2 separate regions of the Homo sapiens genome follow, and region 2 is linked to region 1. A link is an interaction called in ENCODE POLR2A ChIA-PET data of the cell type or tissue named here. Cell type or tissue: PC-3. All regions are shown on one strand. Links, peaks and the distances in the headings refer to the core of each region. The heading gives the core; the rest is flanking DNA. Region 1 overlaps KTN1 (kinectin 1). Region 2 has its middle 200 kb from the start of EXOC5.

The links. Peaks named below come from ENCODE experiments on the same cell type or tissue, not always from the same donor. Only the 100,000 strongest peaks of a DNase experiment are listed, where the experiment ranks them.
Region 2: POLR2A ChIA-PET joins it to region 1 with 15 read pairs; 1 of 35 experiments calls an interaction of 5 or more read pairs at or near these places.

The regions. Positions count from the first base shown.
Region 1 is chr14:55,684,244-55,695,176 of GRCh38, forward strand. KTN1 (kinectin 1) reads left to right here. Exons shown (of 44, transcript NM_001079521.2): 44 at 1-336. Among named protein-coding and RNA genes, the nearest start is that of LINC00520, 110 kb to the right of the region's middle. In PC-3, for the core only: no CTCF peak of the experiment used is centred there; DNase peaks (open chromatin) are centred at 4,518, 6,188, 6,268 and 6,458; H3K4me3 peaks cover 1,603 bases; H3K27ac peaks cover 1,878 bases.
Region 2 is chr14:57,062,203-57,073,135 of GRCh38, forward strand. No RefSeq gene overlaps it. Among named protein-coding and RNA genes, the nearest start is that of EXOC5, 200 kb to the right of the region's middle. In PC-3, for the core only: a CTCF peak has its summit at 4,886 (motif pointing left); a DNase peak (open chromatin) is centred at 4,899; H3K27me3 peaks cover 6,805 bases.

The DNA.
Region 1 (10,933 bases), core at 1,620-9,619:
ACTACTGATTTAAAGAAGGAAAAAAAAAAGCCAACTCTGTAGACACCTTCAGAGTTTAGTTTTATAATAAAAACTGTTTGAATAATTAGACCTTTACATTCCTGAAGATAAACATGTAATCTTTTATCTTATTTTGCTCAATAAAATTGTTCAGAAGATCAAAGTGGTAAAGACAATGTAAAATTTAACATTTTAATACTGATGTTGTACACTGTTTTACTTAACATTTTGGGAAGTAACTGCCTCTGACTTCAACTCAAGAAAACACTTTTTTGTTGCTAATGTAATCGGTTTTTGTAATGGCGTCAGCAAATAAAAGGATGCTTATTATTCAAACTTGACTTGTTCTAATTTTTATTGAGCTTTAACAGATTTCATTAGTAGTACAGATCATTGTAATTTAGAATACAGCTATTAATTGGCAACCATTCAACAAGATAGGTTTATGTAGCCTCTGTAACCTTTCTAACTGATGCTCTGGGTCCTCTTCAGTTTGGTCCAATGTAAAGTGCCCCAGGAGTGCTGGGGTTTCAGAAAGGACAGAGCAAGCATTTAGGATTTCAGACTAAACACCCACACTTCAGGTAGAGGAGCTCTATTTTTACCATTACTATTTTTTTTTGAAGTAATAATAATTAACTGTTAGTTTTCTTTTTCAGGCACGGTTACACAGTTTACATGTGTTATCTTTTTTGTTGTTGTTGTTGTTGTTACTGTTTTTTTGATACAGAGTCTCACTCTGTTGTCCACGCAGGAGTGCATTGGCACTATCTGGGCTTACTGCAACCTCCACCTCCCGGTTCAAGCAATTCTCATGTAGCTGGGATTACAGGCGCCTGCCGCCATGCCTGGCTAATTTTTGTATTTTTAGTAGAAAGAGTTTTTCACCTTGTTGGCCAGGCTGGTCTCGAACTGCTGACCTCAAGTGATCCACCCATCCCAAAGTGCTCGGATTACCGGTGTGAGCCACTGTGCCCAGCCAATGAAAGTTTTTTTAATAATTTGTTAAAAACACTTCAGATGCTAAATAACCACTGAGAAATATCTTGTGCCATTGAGTACTAAAGTACCCATTAGGCTGCACTGTGGTCATCTTGTTATTTTTGTGCACATAACAGTCATGCTTCTGTCATGGGGCCTCTGCATTTTCTGTTCTCTGGGCTTGGAACTCTCCTCTGGTGTGTCAGCTTTGGCTTGCTCCTTCACTATGTTGAAATCTGCTTAAATGTCACCCTTCTAATTAAGTCTTTCCTGACTGTCCGCTATCCTTCTGCCCTCCCTATTCTGCCTTATTGTCTGTCATACTTGATTTCTACTCTCCTTGTTCCCACCAGTAAGTAAGCTCCACAAGGACAAGAAACATCTCTTTGGTTCTTTGCTGTATCTGTAGCCTGAGACAGTGCCTGATACTTCATTGTGCTCAACTATTTAAATGAGTGAATGGATAAAATTCATTTTTGGAGGTTGAAGATTATCTAAAGTGGTGCTTCCTTACCTTTTCACTTCACTGCACATATAGTATTTCTAAGGCATATAGAAATCAACTGAAGTGACTTCTTATGGCCAGTGAGGACTGGTGTGGGGATTCAAGCTACCTTTTTCTACCTTTGCTGCTTTCAGCAAATCCTTGGGAAATTGATCTGAAGGCCAGATACTACATCATCAGCCTCTTTCCTTTGTCCTTTCCCATTGCCTAAAGGTGCTCATGTTGCTGCCACCTGTAACGAACAAATTCTGCCTTCCAAGTTACAGTGTCTTCTTGCTACTCTTTCTCTCTTCAGAGCTAAGTTCCTCAGAATAATTGTGTAATTCTATTATTTTTTCAACCTTTCTGTATGTTTGAATTAAAAAAAATAAATTTCAAAGGACTCTGGGGACACAGTCCAGTCTCCTGTCAGTTTGTATCCCTTCCCTCAACATCTCAACCTTACAGTCATTCATCTTTTGCCTCTGAAGTAGCAGGAAGTTCATAACATTGCCTTTTCTAACTTGACAGCTGTAACTGTTAATGGTTCTTCTATGACATTATTAAAAGTTGTGTCCCTGATACTTGCATCAATCTGTCCTTTCTCACTACAGAATCACATAGGAAAATCTTATCACACTCTCAGTGATTGTTCAGATATGCAAAGATAATTCTGTGCTCTACGTTCATTCCCCTTACAGTTAAATATTCGCAGCTCCTTAGTTGCACTGAGTGATTAAAGGCCAAACTAGCCTCCTTGCCTCAATCCCCGACTGTCCACCTTCTCCCAGTATATTACAAACCTATCTCCAGGAGAGGAAGGGAGCATCAGAAGAGAAGGAATTCTGTGTCATCAAACTCAAATGGCTCTCCTTGCCACCATCACAGTCAACTGAGGCAGAAAGCCCCAAGAAAATTACACATTGAAGGAAGCTTACAGGAAGAGAATAAAGAATAGTCAGGGGCAGACTTCTTGATCCCCCAAAAGAGAAGAGAGAGACGTGGAAGGGAGGAGTGGGGATGCCTGTGAAGCCGGCCATACCCTTGGGTTTGGCGTAGGAAAACTAATTCATTTCCTGGAGGTAGTGATATTGTGTAAAGCATCGAGGCTTGAGCTGCCTTGCATGCGTTTCACTCTAGCTGCAAGAGGCTATGTGGTGTATAGCTGTGGGCAATAGCTGTGTTGCTCACAGAGTTAGAGCTAGATTTTTCATGTGTCTTGCATCCCGGGACAGAGACTGCATATGGGCACCTGCCACTTGTGGAATCTGCCCAGGATGAGATGTAGGGAGAAGCAGTTACCACCAGAAGGAGGCTGCAGTTATACCCTCGTTTGTTAAGACACGTTTGTCCCTTGACCTCATTCATTTGGGTCCCCAGAAAAGGAAGGGCAAAGGAAGAATGAAAGAAAAGACGATTCCTTGTTGACATTATTAAAGCCAGGGGGCAGATGGGAGATGGGTTATTACACTGGGTTGGACTGGACTTGTATTAACCGAAGTTACAGAACAGCTTTTGGGTCTGCTTAGGATGTGCAGAAGAGGGAGACTCCGCAAAGCAGAGTTGAAGACTATGGTTGGGAAAGGACACTAACTTGTTAGGCTGTTCTGCAACCTGGGTGGTAGATTTTTTTTTCTTGACTACATTTTTGTCATTTTTATTTTCCTAGAAAATCTGGCCATTTCATATTTGTTGGCAGAGTTCTACAAGGCAGCCAACATACCACTTGTACAACCTATCACATGCCAGATGTTTTTTAAGCAGTTACGTTAGTTCATTTAATCTTCCCTAGAATTTAACTGGCCAGGGGGTTGTGCTTTCATCATCTTCATTTTATAGATAAGGAAACTGAGGCACAGGGAGGATAATTAAATTAAGGTCTCACAGCTACTAAGTAGAGGAACCAGGTTTCCAACCTCCAACCTAAGCTGTCTGGCTTGATTGCCTTATTTATACTCATAAAAAAAATTTTTTTTATATATGTATGCATTTATAAATGTGAGTGTAATTATATAAATTACTGGAGTAATTTTTAAAATTAGACTATACATAGTCTGATAATTTTTAAATTTACTCATTTTTTTCCCTCCATTTGTTCCTGTTGTTAAGGTGCCTTCTCTCATTTTGTCTTGATTCTACTTTGCAAGGGATTGCCTACCTTTGTGGTTCTCAAAAGTATGGTTTGCAGTCCACTGGGAATCTCCAAGACCCTTTCTAGGAGTTTGCAAGGTCAAACTTAATTTTCATAATAAGACGTTATTTGCCTTTTTCACCATATTGAATCTGCGCTGAATGGTACCTCAGCAAGTGTTAAAAGCAGTGGCTTCCAATTGTTTGTTTGTTACTGTATTTACACCACTACTCATCCCAGTAAAAGTCCTACTACAATATCAAAGTCACCTAAGAATGTCTTCTGATGAGATCAGTAGTGATGGTAATGAATGTGATTTTGTGATATGTGTAATGAAGTGTGTAAACATTTGGAAGATCTGTATAACTCAGTGAACCAGTATTTTCCAAATTATCAATGCACAGTGTTACAAAGTCATGCATGGGTGAAAAATCCCTTCAAAAAGCAAGACAGGGCTGGGCGTGGTGGCAGGCGCCTGTAATCCCAGCTACTCGGGAGGCTGAGGTGAGAGAATCACTTGAACCGGGGAGGCGGAGGTTGCAGTGAGCTGAGATTGTGCCACTGCACTCCAGCCTAGGCAACAAGAGAGAAACTCCATCTCAAAAAAAAAAAAAAAAAAAAAAAAGGGCAAGACAAACCAATGGATTTTAATGTAACAGTGCAAAAAGTTCATTGATATCATTTCAGACTCCATATTGTGGTTAATCTTTAATAAATTACCACTTGAGTTTGGCTGTAGCATTAAAGAACATCCACAGTTGTCTGAAATGGCTGCCTTTTTTCCAAGGATATGTCTGTGTGAGGCCAGATTTTTTTCATATACTTCAACTAAAACAACATATCACAACAGATTGAATTCAGAAGCAGTTGCCTTCTATTAGGCCAGGAATTAAAGAGATTTACAAGGCCGGGTGCAGTGGCTCATGACTCATTACAGCACTATGGAAGGCCGGAGTGGGAGGATCCCTTGAGGAGGCCAGGAGTTCAAGAGCAGCCTAGGCAACATAGGGAGACCCCTTCCCTACAAAAAAGATTTGCAAATATGTAAAGTCATGCCACTCTTCTCATTATATCTTTTGAGTTTTGGAAAATGAAGTTATAGTTCATGAAAATATGTTCATTATATTGTTATTTTAAATTAGTAAACTTCCAATTTTCTTGGTTTTAATTTCTAGTACGTTGAATATTGATAGAAATAAGATTTTAAGTCTAAAGCAGTTCTGAGATCAAAAACGAGTCACTGGTCTGGCATGTTGGTTTATTTTTCCAACAGTTTTAAATTATATTGGACAACTTAGCACATGTTTTATGTATTTTGTTTTATATTCAATTCATTTATGTTTTTATACTTTTTTTATTTTCTTTGCCAACTTACCTGTAAATTTTAATTCATTTATTTTCAGTTCCTGTTTTCTAATAATTTAGGCTATACATTTTCCTCTGGACTTCTTTACCTGCACCTCAGATTTTGATATATAGGTATTTTGTTAGTCTTCCAGTTTTTAATTTTTTTAAATTGTGAATATTTCAAACATATAGAAAAGCATAGAAAATAAGAGAAAAAGTCTGTGTTCCTCCACCTTCTGTTCGCTTGAATTTTTTAAATAAAAGAAAACATTAGCTACAGTTGAAACATCTTGTATAACCCCCATCAAATTTCCCTGCATTTTCAGAGGTAGCCACTGCACTGAAGCTGAGATTTATCATTTAATTTCATGTTATTATCAATACCATAGGTAGGTATCCATAACTAATGTAATACTATTTTGCATGTTTTCAAAATTTATACAAATCATTCTGCCATTTGCGTTATTCATTCAATATTAACTTTAAAATTTATTCATTTTGAACTAAGAATATGCCACAATTTATACATTCCCACTTTCAGCTGGGCTTTCTTTAAGCTTTTTTATTTTTTTTGGAGTGTGTTATATATTTTTCACATGTGTAGATTTTTAAAGGATCCTTTTCTAATATTGCATTTTTGTCAGTGAATATGACCTATATGACACCAATTTCCTGAATTTGTGGAGAGTTCAGAAAGAAATTATAAACCAAAAAAGAAATTTATTTAGTCTTGGTTTAGAATAAGAATGTGTCAACAAGAATGTGAAGCTTTGGCAGGAAATGATTTCATTATCTGAAAGTTTGAGTTTTCAGGTTACTATACCAGACTGGTTGTTACCCTCTTCAGTTAAAAAATAAGAGGGAGTTGGGGAATATTTATTTTCCAGTGACCTCAGAACATAGGAAACAGAATCAAACAGGTGGGGAAAGGTCTTATTTAGATTTGCATTTCTGCGTTGTCTCTTGCTTTTGCTATGAAGAATCTAGCAGTTACGAGTTTATGAGTCAATAGCAGGTTCTTCCTGAGCTATTCAATACAGAGTTCTTGGGATTTCATCCAGTGCCAAACACAAAGTTCCTATTTAGTGAATGCAGTATTCATTTCAAAATATATAAAATATGTTACTGTTGAGTTAATCCACAGACTATAGTTACAGGAAATGGAAATTTGCTTACTTATGTTGATGAATTGTGTTGGTAAGTTCCATTGCCACCTAAATTGTGCAGGCTTATCAAACCTCTGCATCTAGTTTTTCTCCTTGCTAGCTATGTAAATAAAATTAAAATGTGACCGTGTTAGTCATTTCTTGCATTGCTAAAAAGAAATACCCATGGCAGGGTAATGTATAAGGAAAAGCTTAATTGGCTCATGGTTCTGCAGGCTGTACAGAAAGCAGGGTGCTGGCATCTGCTTCTGATGAGACTTCAGGAAGCCTGTAATCATGGCAGAAAGCAAAGGGGGAGCCGGAGTATTGCATGGCAAGCAGGAGCAAGAGAGAAGGGGAAGGGACTGTGCACTTTTAACAACCAGATCTCGTGTCAACTAACTGAGCAAGAACTCACTCATCATGCTAACTAAGCAAATCATGAGGGATCTGCCCCAGTGATCTGAATACCTCCTGCTAGGTAATGTAATCCCTCCACTGGGGATTACATTTCAACATGGATTTGGAGGGGACAAACATCCAAACTGTATCAGTGACTAGCAAATTCTAACCCAAATGCAATAATTGTTAGAGTTTTCTCTAACAATTCCTTTGTTGCCAATTATATAGTCAATATCTGTAAATGTTCCAAACTATTGAAAGTATGCTTTATACTTGTTAAAATCAAATTTATTAATTGATAACATTCTCAGTTCCCAAACTGTGTTTCTGGTTCAGTGGGTGTGGGTTAGGGTTCAAGAATTTGCATTTCAAACAAATTCCCGGCAGCTAATGCTGCTGGTTTGGGGAACACACTGAAAGTCATGCATATGGTTTTCAATTTGCCTTTCTTCTTTTGCAATTTCTTCACAGTTTCTTATTAAATGAGTGTTCTTGTTTTCAAGGTTTTAAAATATTTACTAAGTATTTTTATACCACTTCTATAAATTCTACAAATTTGGAGAGGAACAGAGACTGCAACATGTGTTTGGCTCCAGTTGGTGGTTCTCTTGGTGTTTCTTGATATTTTCTCATCATGTCACACAGAGAATATTTTTTTCAGAAATAAGTCAAATTGAAGCTTTTTTCCTCTTCAGTGAATTTCTTTGTTATCCACCCTGACAAAGTCTGAATATGCATGAATGCTGTTCTCCAATTGACCAATATTATGATTTTTATCCCCTCGAAGAAGGAATTGCTTGGAATAATGTAAGATGAGACAAGTGTAAGTTTTTCCCACTTTTGGTAACAAGGACAGGGTGGTTTACTCACCTAATACTATGAGGACAATATAGGAACCCAGGTATAAAAGTTTTTATGGAATCTTAGCCCTAATGTTCTGTTAGGTAACAGTCTCTATAGACTTAGTCTTCTGTTAGAACAGATAAATATGTCCAGTCAGATGAAACAGGTTTTTTTCCTGACAACTAATCCTGGTAACTTTCTGCCTGTATCTGGACACCTATTTTGAATAAACTAGCTTGCATTTCCTACCCACATTTGCATGGAGAATACAGAACTTTTGCATATGTGCTGAGCACCTGGTTTTAATATCATGAGTAGCTTTAACACATAATTGCCCCAGTTTCTGTTCACTCTCACAATGATCTAGGAGTTAACTTTACAATTTTTAACTGGATTGTGGCTGATGCCTCTATAAAGCAGTTAGCATGTATTATTAGTAATAATTACAACAACAAAATAATGGCAGTTATAATAATTGCAAACATTTATTGAGTGCTGTTTTCCAGGTACCATGCTTAGTGTTTTAAATCCATGTTTCATTTTGCTACTGGTACGTTGGAAAGTTATCTAGAAAGTTGTATTGTTGTAGGAGTTTATTCTTTGGAGTCTTTATAGAGCTTTACAGTGCCTAAGTTGAATATTTGGTAATAACTGTTTCTTAAAATTACTTTTATTTATTATTGATTTGATTGAGAATGACAGTTGTAAAATACCTGTGAGGTATAAATAATAAGAATGCAATGAGCACTTGGTTACCTGCTATCCTATTTAAAAGAGATAATGTTACCGTTACTTTGAGTTTCCTTGGATATCCTTTCCCAATCCCATCCAACTCTGACCACTCACAGATATAATCACAATTCCAAATTCGTGTATGTTACTCCTTTGTTTTTTGTAAGTAGTGTTTTTGTATAGGTTTACACATCCAATAGTACATTATTTAGTTTTATATGCTTTTGACCTTTACTAAGATGGATGATTAATGTCTTCTGTGATGTGCCTTTTTTGCTCAACATTATTTTATGAGAGTCATAAATATGGTTGCATATAGCTTGAGTTTCTCCTTCTTTTCCCTTTCTCTGTCCCCTCTCTTTTTTCCTCTTCCCCCTTCATCTTCCTATATAATGTTTAATTGAGGGAATATACCAAAATGTCCTTATCCATCTGTTCTAAATGGACAGTAACAGGGTCCATTTTTTAGAATATGAGCTATTGTGAATAATGGTACTATGTATATTCTGGTACGTATGTTCCTGTGTCTGAGGATAGGAGCTTTTCTAGGGCATATACCTAGGGATGGAACTTTGGCTTATGGAATATATTTTTACTAGGAACCACAAGCCTGTTTTCTATAGTGGTGGTTTTAATTTACATTTCCATAAAAAGTATGTGGGAGTTTCTATTGCTCTATAACTTCACAACACTTGGTATTATTCTACAAATCATTTTTCTTTTGCCAATATAGTGGGAGTTAACTGAGATCTCATGGGTTGTTTTTAAACCGTTTTATTAAAATATAATAGATGTAGAATAAATCACACATGTGTACAGTTGGATAAATTTTGCAATATGAACCACAATCAAGATAATGAATTATAAACATTACTCACAAAAGATTTCTTGTGTACCTTTGTAACTTGTCTTCTCCCCCACTTTCCTGTCTCCAAGCAACTCCTGATAATGCTTTCTCTCTATGGTAATATGCATTTTCTAGAATCATACAGTAGGTACTTATTTTTTGTCTGACATCTTTCACTCAGCATAATAAGAATCAATAGTCCCTTTTATTTCTGAGTACATGGCATTGTATGTATATACTACAATTGATTTATTCATTTATAGATGAATGTTTGTATTTTTCTAGTTTTTGCCTATTATAAATAAAGCTGCTATCAACATGTATATACAAGACTTGTACATAAGTGTTTTAAAAACATAAACCAAAATACCAAGCTATAATTGAACATTAAGAGACGTCCACCAGGATAATCTGTATCAGTCTCTTGCACAGATCATCCTGTTAGTAAGCAGGGCTACTCCAGCCATCAAATCATGGAAAAGGAAGATTATGAGGCAGTGATAATTCGGGATATGGTGGGCAGGAGGGAGTCAAGGGACAGCATCCCTGCATTGCCCATCAGTCTCTCCCCTTCAGAAGTCACTCTTTGACTTCATTTCCCTAGCTCCCTCCTGCCAAGCCACTGTGTCTGGAGCTGATCCACCTTCCTATTGATATTCTTTGTGATCATTGTGTTTTTTTGCTACAGCGATAATAACAATAGTTAACATATGTCGAGTTTTCCATGTGCTACCACCCTTCTCCCTAATGGTTTATCCTCACCCCATTTTACCCTCACAGCAACTCCAGGAAGTCAATAACGTTTCTCATTCCCCCTGCCTCATAGGGCTGCTATAAGGATGAGGTAAGAGAATGCTCATAAAGCACTCAGGCTAGTGTCTGGAACATAAACTTAATGTATGTTAGCTGTTACTATTGTTTTTAAAATGGTTGCCTGGATACTAAACCTCTCTCTGTGACCATTATACACGCTTTATCTGGCCCCTGGCCTCTGAGGGCTTTGGGCACCAGTTCGTGTTTTCCAAAAAATCTTTTCCAGAATTGCAAAGGGCTGGGAGAGGCCAGGAGTGAAATAGAGAATCCCATACAGTCAGGCTTCCAACTTTGCATTAAAGAAAGCGTATTGAATAAATTTTTCTCTTCTCCCTCCGAAGATCTCACTAAAATGATAATAGAAGAATTATAAAAAGGTATAAACTTGAGACATTTTCAGATAAATGAAAGCTGAGAGAATTTATCACCCATACACCAGCACTATAAGAAACGCTAAACGCAGTTCCCTGTAGCTGGAGGTAAAGGTAATGACACCAGATGAAAACTTGAATGCACAGGAAGAAATGAAGAGTTCCAAAAAGGCAAAATATGTGAAAATATAAAGACTATCTTTTTATTTTTAAAAAACTTATTTAAAGGGTAACTAAATTTTAAAGTAAAACTATATAGATGTAAAATACATGACAGAAGGAGCACAAAATACTTGGGACAAATGGAATTATGTTATTGTAATGTTCTTGCATACATGGGGCAGTACCACATTAATTTCAGATAGACTGATAAGGAGGCATAATGTAATCTCTAGAGCAACAAATAAAAATAATTATACAAAGGGGCACAGCTGAAAAGAAAGGGAATAAAACATAATACTAAAAAGAAGACTGGGAAAAAAAGCAACAGTAGAAAATAATGATGACAAAAACAACCAGTAACTAAAAACCTGAACAAAATACAGAATCCACCATTTTTAGACATTGGACAACAGACAACAGGACCATGGTGACTGAGAAACAGGGGACAAATGAGATGAGCCTTCACTCTCGAGAGTCTCTGCCTGGGAGCCATGTCCAAAATATAGTGTGAGGAAGGGAATGTTAAAGAGTCATGCAGCCTCACGGAGTTGAAGAGATAGAAGTTAGAGTTTGAGATAGCCAAACCAACTGTACTTTGTGGAGCAGAATACCCAAGAGGATGGAGCTATAGAGTTTCAGAAATTGAACAGGGATTCCCTTGAGTCTTTGGCTGAA
Region 2 (10,933 bases), core at 1,360-9,359, 1.4 Mb after region 1:
CATCATAAGCAATAATTACTTAATGTCATTAAGCTTCAGTTTTTTTCTTCTGGAAAATGGGCTGATACAAGTATTAACCAAGATGATACCTTGGAAATCCAGATGAAAATTGATGAGGGCCTAAAATAAGGCTCTGGTAACAGGGGTTGAGAGAAGAGTATATGCTCCAGAGACACAAAGGAGTTCTGATTGACAGGACTGACCGAGTGTGGGAAGCGAGTACGGGAAGGAGTCAAGGGTGATTCCCAGATTTCTGGAGTGGATGCCTAGGCATTCATTCTAGCCACTGAATACACAAAAAGGTGCATGTGGTGAGTGGGGAGAGGGTGGCATTGGGGAGAAATGATGAATACAGTGTTGGACACAGTGATTTCGGGATCTGGGCTGGAGACACAGGTTTGAGAGAGCTCACCATGGAAAACCAAATGGGATGACAAGAAAGAAGAAGCTGGGACAGAACTCCAGCTAACACTGATGTTCAGGGAGTGAGCTGCAGAAGAAGATTGACAAAAGAGACTGAGAAAGAAGTATTGGAAAAGTAGGCAGAAAACCTGGAAAATGTGGTACCATTTCAGCGGGGAGGTTGGAAAATGGTAACACTGGCAGAGAAAGGGTGAGCAGAAAAGGAAGCACGTTTAGAAGAGAGCAAATTCCATATTTGATACAGCTTTTTTGTTGCTGTTTTTGGGGGGGGGTTTTTTGAGACAGGGTCTCGCTCTGTCACCCAGGCTGGAGTGCAGTGGCATGATCTCAGCTCACAGCAACCTCTGCCTCCTGGGTTCAAGCGATTCTTGTGCCTCAGCCTCCAGAGTAGCTGGGACTACAGACGTGCACCACGATGCCCGGCTAATTTCGGATACACTAGTTTTGAGATGTGAGAAAACTAAATCAACTAAGTAGGGATTTTGAAACACACTGTAGATGCCTCAGTAGAAGTAGGCAAAGACCTCTGACAGATAGCAACATTTAGATGCAATCATACAAGACCAGAGAAGTGAGGGGGGAGCAACCAGAAAACGTCTCGGGAAGAGAGGCCAGAAAATACACAGAAAAGGTATTCACAGAGGGTGGTCAGTGGTGGGTACAGCAGCTAGAAGAAAAAGGAGGACTTGTGTGTCATAGGCAATTTTTGTTTTTAAAATGTGACAATTCGAAAAGCTAAAAAACAAGCCCTTCCTCCATGAAAAAAATTAAAAATCTTAAAAATTGTTTAATATAATGTTGTAAGTACTAGAGATTGAAAACATCAGTGAAAATTTGGAGGAAACCTTTAAAATCTGCATCTGTATAACAACCACTCCACTAATTAAAAAGTTCAATAAAGCAAGGCTTGTAAGCAAAATAGCAAATAATTGGCCTGGATACTTTTTGACAGAATAGGCCAAACTGCTAGATAAGTTTTAACAGTGCACGTGTGCCTGAGACCTCAGTTAGGCTCCTTTTAGCACAGAATTTTTGGGTTTTCTTTTCCACATCAGCTGTGGTGATCCACTTTGGATAACAGCCTCCACTGTTCTTCTAATTTTTCTTGCTTTTGTAGTGACCAGAGAAAATCAACATCAGTCCCTAGATCTGGAAATACTGAACTAAAAATTCTGTGATATAATTAAGAACATAGCCTGGGCTGATGGCAAAATGAACAGCAAGACTTGGGAATCTGACCTTGTCCTGTTCATCTTGACATCCCAGCCTTTTGCGAACCCGGAACCCAACCCACAGGGGCACTTCACAAATGTTTGTTGAACGAAAGGCAACATAAAATATTGCATTTAACAAGCTCTGCTCAAATCCCACTACTTCAGAGGGCTTTTCCTGACGAATCCCACTCTCGGAAGGCACTTTGTACTCATGGATTTCTATATAAGCTTTTAATCTTGCCATCTTGCAATTATTATTATTCATGTGTTGTTTTTAATTATTCTCTTATTAATTTGTGTGTGTGTGTGTGTGTGTGCTTGCACATGTACGCGGGCTTTATTTCCTCAATTCACTACAAGTCCTCTAAGTCAGATCCCTTATTTTCCTCTGCTTTGAATTCCCAAAGTGCCTTATGCAAGTCTGGGGACAGTAGTTACTTGTAGTTGAAATATCTCTCCTCCACTTCGACTGCACTGTTAAATATTTCAATCGTTGCCAATAGTTCTTTTGTCCCTGGTATGCATGCCATTTTACTTCACAGAAAAATAAAAGGCTTGACATATTTGAGTGCTAAGATTTCATAATAGAATGAATTTCTAAAAGAGTAAATACTTAATTCTTCTTTGTAAGTCTGGTAGAGACTTTATTTTTTATTATTATTATTATTATTATTATTTATTTTATTTTATTTTTTTTCCCAGAAAACCTCCATGTATACCTAAAGGCTAATGCCCAGCAGGTGCTATGAGACATTCAAGTGGGGGCTCTTACACATCAGACACACCCTGCGCTTTAATTCTGTAGATCACAGGTGAAAGCACACTCCCTGGCTTCACAAAAAACAAAGATATTATGGGAAAGAGCCAAAGCAACAATCATATAAACTAATGAATTCTTTATGGTTTGCTTAAAAATAGACGTTTCCCTGGTGAGGATTCATTTAAGAAAAATCTTCTTCGGAAGCAGAAAGTTTTCCAAGTCAGAGAAGAATAAATCAGTTCTGCTAGATGCAAGAACATTTTAAAAGGGTAGGTGCTGCTGGTTCACACTTAGGGAAGTGCAAACATCAAAAGGCAGTATCTGTTTTCACTTTGATAACCATAATTACCATCTTCATGTAATAAATACCACTAAAATTTATGCCCTTTATCAGCTTAACATAATATTCATTTATTCATTCATTCAACGAATATTTATTGGGTTCCTACTACATGTCAGGCACTGATCTAAGTGCTGAGGATACAAGAGAAGAGGAAACAAAATCCCTGTCTCTAGCTACCACATTCTGGTTTAATAAAATAATATTAGCACAGCCGGATTATATATGTAAACTATAAGAAATTACTAAGGGGTTAAATTTTTTTGAAAATTGCTGAATATTTAAAATTTAAAATAACACTGCAGGAAATTGAGGACATAATTTTCATTTTATATAAACATTTTAAATCATTTTTGATGCAGTATTTTAAGCCCACAAAATAATAACCATCTAAAAGAACTGCTACCTAATTCTTACACAAAAGGCATGTTGAGCCTCTTGGGAAGTGCACATTTTCCTAATTTTTAGGCTTTTAGAACCGATTACTTGGGGTCTTCTAGAATATACAGCATGATCACATATCGGGTTAATTAAAATAGAACCCTTTCTGAGATTAATAATAAATAATTTACTTACAAAACTTTAATGACATATCAAAAATAAATTTCAATCCAGGCAAACTAGTTTTATTTATATCTATGAAGCTGCTAGGATGAACAAAGGCTTCTGGTACAAAGCACTTAACTCTAGCTCAACACAGATAGCTGGGTTTTCAAAAGAAGACCATTTGACTGATGGATTCTTTTGGCCTACGTGTTGACCCTGTTGTTGTTTCCCAAAGCTGTTCATGTTGTGGTTATTGTAATAAAGCTCAGCTATTGAAAATCTGAAGCCACGCATCATAGCATATGCTTATTGTATGACATGTTTATTATTTTTCTTTCTGTTGGTTTTATGGTACATTCCCATGGTGGCACATGAATAACTATTATATATTTGTTTTCGAGGTGTGTGGGTTGGCTCAAAAGACAACTTTTGCCAGCTTCACCTGTGGTTGTAAGCTCATTAGAATTCCAATATCCATGAAGGACTAGAGGAATCCTAGTACCTTTGAGCAATATGGCTTGATTTTCCTAGCCAAAGACTTTAATTCAAAGCTCTTTTATAAATAGTACTGTCAACTGGTTTATTTCCTTCCTCTGTTACAAACAATAACATATTAGTTATGTTATGGAAATATCAATGTTCTAAACTTTCTTTATTCACCCTTTTTGGAATACTAGATCCTTTAGAGGAATCATTTATTTTGGTGTTTCTTCTTAAGAAAAAAAAAGTCCACACTTACTGATTGCTGTGAGGATAGAAAAGCCAACTCTATCGTTTGTTCATACTATCTGTTTAATATAGAAGCAGTAATCCCGGAAAAAAATACTTTTAACATTTGCTTACAAACATTGTTTAGAAAACAGTTTGCGTTTAAAGTATCAAATATTAGAGAATCTACTTGGTTAATATTTTTGAGATCTGCTACTTTGTCACATTTTTTTTTTTTTCAACCAGAGACTTTGGCTTTCTCATCAGTTCTTCATTAAAAGTCCCTGGATTGCCTTAAAGTGCAATCCCTTAGACAAATTTGGTTGCCTTTAAAAAAAACACCAGCAACAGAAAACCCAGTAGGAAAACAAGCATTATTCTAGAAAGCAGCAACCCTGGAAAGACAGTTTTGTTAGTGGAAACACATTAGTCTTTCACAAACTAAGCAATGATGATATTTACAGAGCAGTTTGTAAAAGGTCAAACGCTCATCTTCTGCCAACAAATGCAAGGAAAAGCAGGTACTCCGGCAGGTTTTTCAAGCAGGGATCTGTGGACACGTTTTCAGGAGTCTGAGACTTTCAGGATATTTAAGATAATTTTAATAGTTTTGTTTCAATAGCAGAGTAAAGATGTAAAAACTCAACCTTTTAGCAGTTCTAAAGACGGAACTTTTCTTTGCAGTGATAATTCTCAAATGTAAGCCATTTTAATAGAATAAGATTCTAATTTTTAGGTCAGCATTTCTCAAAGTGGACTCCACTGACGTGTTGTGGGGTTTCTGAAGATGATTCTATCCTTCCCAAGGGTGTCCAGGCATTATTCAAGTTTGAGAACCGGTGCTCTGCGGCGTGAACCGTTCCGTGCTGCAGAAAGGGCCGGCAAAGGCAGAGGGCGCCACCGTGAGGCCCCCATTTCAACGCTTGTCATTTCAATTGTGGTGGGTTAGAGATCACAGGGAAGCAATGCTATCTGCTGAAGAGACATCAGACAGTGTAGTAAAAAGGGTAATCCATTTATTTTCAGAGAAGTTTTCCACTCAGAGATCATACACGCTGCAGATCACAGAAACACATGCAAGCATGAAATTTAATTTTTAGTAACTCTTTCCTGGGGCTTCTATAGAAAGCAACAGTGAAAGGAAAATGATAATCATGACAAGGCAATTACAGAGAGGTTTGGGGAAAACGAAAAACTTTGAAAACATGTAGTTTAAAATTGCTTTAATTAAAACATAATGCAAGCTGCATTATTTTAGCTCAAAAAACCAAAGTCAACATCACAGAGACAACACTTTTAAACTTTGAAATAGTTGAGAATGATAGATGCACGTTTTTTCCCAGAAGTGATTTTTTTCCCCTAGTGATTCAGAATCTATAAATGTGATAAATATTGACTTACTGGGCTCCCAACAGATGGAATGAAACATGTAGTAAAACAAAAGCAATACACTTGTGTTTTGGCATGAAATGAGTGAGAGATTAAGCTGAGGCTTCCCTGTATTATTAAGAGGAAACAAAGTGGATAATATTAATGTTTATGCACAACTGCATGCCATTTGCAGCAAATAAATATGGCAAACTCGAAAAAGAAGAAAAGAAATAAAAAGACCCAACCATTCTTTTTTTCCCAGGGCAATTATTCCCTTTCCTTTAATTTTCAAAAAAAATTAAAGGAAAATATTTTTTAATTACTGAAAAACAATAATTAAAAAGTTTCTATTCTTCTTAAGTTTTCTGACCACTCCTTTTGATTGCATGTTTTCAAGTATACACTGAGTGCACATTTATTTCAAAAGAAAATTATGATTTGGCTTGTCTAACAGTGCTAAGAAGGAATACTAATACAGTAAAATACTGACTTGAATTCCTCAATACTTACTTAAACACCTCCAAGACAGGATGGCATTTTTCCTGAAGGTAAAAGGTACAAAGCAATGAAAATTCAAATTGTAGAAGAACTATTTCATAACTATGACATGATATTGTCATACTAACACATAGGTGATTTTCCTCTATAAAAAAAAATCTTTGGAAAGAATTTTTAGCTGAAATATGGGCCAAAATGGCAAGTTTTCCTTGAAAGCACCAGATGAAATAATATTTTATAAATACATATATATATATGTATATATAAAATGTAAAAATCCAATTATCAATGTTTTGGTTTTGGTTGTTACCTTTTGTTGCAATGATATAATGCTCTCTAGGGCCAGTGTAAAGAAGCGAAGATCAAAGAACTAAATTCTTACATGTCAGGTTTTCCAAACCATCATCACTGCAACAAAATAATTTGTCAAATTGTCAAAATTTACAGGCATCCCAGACACAGGAAATTTTGACCGAGTTTGTGCCTTCACACAGTGCTAATCTCACTCCCGGAGCTGTAAACATGATGGCCGAAGTGACAGCCTGGCTACAAATCCGTCTGGCAGCTTCATTAGACATCTCTCGCCTGACTGATTAAACTGCATTTAAGACCCACTTTTATTTTTTCAAGCCTTTTGTTTAAATTAAAAGGTCGTGTTTTCAAGCAAATGATCCGCTGTTCCCTTCCATCCAGGACCATAATACAGTTACATTATTACTAGTGTTACCCAAAGGAGAGTGAGTCAGATGCCCTGCACACCAGCCAGGGGCTCCTCCCCTGGGGAAGCCGGGACACTGGGGAGGGGGACTGTTTATTTATTTGCAGAAGAACCTAGTGAGGAGGCCTGGCTGGGGAACATTGAAGGCGTCATCAAAGTCCTAATGGCCTCCTAATGGGAAAATTTGGGGTTCAATATTAAGGACATACCAGCAATTTCAACAGTCATCCTTTAAAATTGTAGCAGTAACTTTATCTTGAAGTGGATGCCTTTTCACAAATCTTGATATTTTATCACTGTCCATGCTTAAAAAAACAACTAAAAAGTCAGCTTTCTAAGAACCCAGATCGCTGCATCAAGAAAATATAATGGAAACACATGCTACACTGTAAATAATATTTGCTAACTTTTGCTGTAATGTATCAGGAGGTTCATATTATAAATAAAACAGAGGGCAGCTCCACGCTCCTGAGCCCCTATTGCAGGCATTCAAGCCAAACAAGGAAAAATGCAGGAAACTTCACTGATTCTTTCCTGTGGTTTTTCTGTTGGTGTGTGTGGCAAATACAGAAGAGGCGTCTGAGAAATAAACCATTCCTGAGCTGTCTTAACTTCATGGGCAACCACTAAAGACTGTTTCCCATACATTTCACAGCAGGCACAAGAGCAAGAATATGGGCCAGGCGCAGCGGCTCACACCTGTAATCCCAGCACTTTGGGAGGCCGAGGTGGGTGGATCACGAGGTCAAGAGTTCGAGACCAGCCTGGCCAACATGGTGAAACCCCCGTCTCTACTAAGAAGACAAAAATTAGCCGGTGTGGTGGCGCATGCTTGTAATCCCAGCTACTCGGGAGGCTGAGGCAGGAGAATTGCTTGAACCCTGGAGGTGGAGGTTGCAGTGAGCCGAGATCACGCCGCTGCACTCCAGCCTGGGTGACAGAGCAAGACTCCGTCTCGGAAAAAAAGAAAAAAAAAAAAAAAAACAAGAATCTAAAAACTAAAGACTGTGGTTCCAGGGAAATCTGCCTAAATACAAGAGAGGGAGAAACTATTTGCTTGCAGCCTTGTTTGTGCCTTTGCCTCGCAGGGTTTGTCCTGTTTATAGTGTTTGTCTTTACTTCGTAATGTATTTACCATGCCTCAGTGTGAGACCAATGCCTTTGTCATGTGTTGATAAAACAAGCGAAGTCAGGATGCATTGACACAGGTAGTGGGATTGATCCTGGAAACTAAAGTCTTATTTCCTAGTGCTGATATTTCTCATTTGTTTGTTATAGAATTTTAAGCTTTTATCTGTTATTAAATTCTATGCAAAATTGATTTTTGGATTAGATTTCAACTCCTTTTTTTTTTTTTACATTTTCAATTGTAATTAAATCCTCCATAATCATCAAGGGTTGAGTAGAACTGGTGTTGGCAAACTCCTACTGAGCATCAGTAACTCAGTGTGAACAAGGTTAGTGAACCATATTAAAGGAATAGTATTGCCTTTTCATTTTCATTTCAATGAGATTCAACTTATAATAAATATATTTGCATACTGATACTGCAAATAAAATCCAAAAATTACAAACACACACACACACACACACACACACACACACAACAATAACAACAACACATAGACATTTTCACATACTTGGAATGTAAACAATTTCCCAATCTTCAAGAACATTGCTAGACTGTCTATACCAAAAAGCCCAAGTTCTTGAACTGCATTCATGTAAGCCTATTCGAGGGAGACTGCTCCCAAAGATGTGTAGGAAGTTTATACATGGGCACTGATGAGAAAAGAGAATCGACATTTTGAACTTTAGTAACTTTTCCAATGTTCGTTTCATTTCTTTAATTTGATGTTGAACAGTAAGACAAGATAAAAAGCCTGCTAATAGAAAATGAAATTTGGTTCAAGTTATCAAGTTGTTAAATCTGAATAGTATAAATAAATTTAAATACACTATTTTAAAAAATGATTCTGGCACCTGAAATTTAAATTAATAATGAAAATATATTCTTTGAAAGATACAGAATTTCAAAATATAGTGATCTCATTGCAAATTTCATTAATTGAAAAATTAGCATTTCCCAGCAAGCTCTTAAAACAAAAAATCTCTGTAGAAGGTATTCTAACATATAAGCTAACTTAGGATATCTTGAGATGTTACATGAGCATGTCCCTATTAGTTTTAAGCAGCACAAACTAAACCTTAAAATTGATTTTAAATTGCTTAAATAAAGAAATATGTAAGGTGTTCCTGTACCTAGTAAGTATTTATTATGTTGGTTGTTGTTATTGAGTTATTTGAGTAGTTTTTGATAACTGTCTGACCACTAATGATCAAAGTAATTGATATTCTGCAACTTCTATTCCTGATCCAATACTTCAATAAGCCAGTCATTACCTATCTAAAGCAAACAAATAAATAAATGAAAGCAAATAACTTTAATTTTTCAGATATGAAAAGCTTAATTAAAATTAAGTTAATGTCAACAGTTTTAGATGCAAAAATATTCCCCAAAATGATTGTCAAATTGATGGGGAGAAGGGGAGATATTTTGCTAGCCTTTCCTATGTTTTTACTCTGAAAAAAAGAACCTATTTTTCCATTTGAAAATCTCTACCAAGTGGGTCAAACCCAAATAACTAACAATTTGTTCCATTCATTAATCATGTAAGCTCTAAAGATGTGCTTTTGAAAAAAGTATATTAATATTGATGGACACATTTGGCAAAGCAAGATCAGCTATATACAAAAGCCATTTTAAACAGCCTCTTTAATAAGGTGGGAGACGAAAAATACCAGTGCACAAGAGTATGTGTTTAATTAGGAGGTATGCTGTATTTAGGAACATTCTAATGAATAATAAATGATGTTTTATTTCCTGTGTCTTAGACACAAAGCCAAATAATCAAGAATCAAAGCAACTCCAAGTATTAGGTAACAATCAGTAAACTTGGGCAAGATTCTTTTTCCCTCTCAAGTTTAATTGGCTCATTGTTCCCAGGAACTATAAACCATGGGGTTGGTGGCAGTGCCGAAGTTTACTTCTATAAAGGAAGATTAACATATTCTGGAACTTTACACTAATCCTTGTTTTGAGTTAACTCAAGCAGATTGGATTAGTAATTCTTACCTACCACCCACTAGAAGGAACCCCAGCCTCTTTTCTTTGACAACCAGTGGTATTGTACACCTTCTGTGCATTATCTCCCACTGAAAACATTCTCCAGGAAGAAACTGTGTTAAAGGAGAAAGAAATTGTTTTACACGAGGGGGCAAGAACCAGGCTTCTCAAAGCTGAAGCAGGTTGTTTGTCTATTATCAGCTTGGTGCACATTTGGTTAATTCAGGCAGTGGTGGGTATTCTGAGAAGTTCATTAAACATTTCCTCATCAGTGAATTGGCTTTTCTCTTCTCCTCGTTTGGGGAGGGCTGCTGCCCAGAGGCAAGAGAAAGGCCTCCTCCCTTCAAGCCCTCCTAGAACCATTTCTGGCTCCTTTCTTTTCCTTGGATTCTCTCAACTCTCAGATATGAACCAGAAGTAAACTGAACAATTCTCTAGGGAAATGATTATTTAGCCCTGTTCTTATTAATACAATTACCTTATATTCCTATTGATGTGAAGTCGTTATAGAAAGAATACAAACAAACAAAAAAATCAAGTTCTGCTGAGATGCCTTTGGCCTGTAGGTTCAGATCCCCACAGGCCTATGTCTGTTGGCACGTGCCTGAAGAATTTTGATTTTGCATTTTTGAATAAATGGCTTAACATCCCTTTTTATTCCTATCTTTAACTTTCTAACAATCTTAAACTGTGACCACTATTCATGATCTACCTCCATTCTGTAAAGAACAAAACCATAGAAATCCACTGCTGTCCTCGTTTTCGTGGTAGCTTTTGCTACAGAGCAGCCAGCTGGCCCTTTTGTAATGCTAGGACATAGTCAATCACTGTTTTAATATTAAACATTATTAGAAGCAGGTAAAATATTTCATTTTTTGTTCTATGAGTGAAAAGTCTAAATATGAATTATTGTTTTACTTCAAATAACCAATACAATGTATTTGAAGCAGAATTGCCAAGAAGTTGATTTTAAAAATTAAAATGATGTTTAAAATTACTTTACCCCATTCCTTTACATGAATTCCAGCCAAGTGAAAACAACTGCCTACTAAATATTAAATAGGGAATAATGATCTATGATTTTGAGGAATTTGAAAGAGACAAAGAGAGAGATAATTACTTAGCATCCACTTGGAGCCAACAACTAGCCTAAGCAATTTATATACAATTTTGTGTAAAATAGACATTAGTTTTCCCATTACACAGATGCAGAATCTGAGAGGTTAGA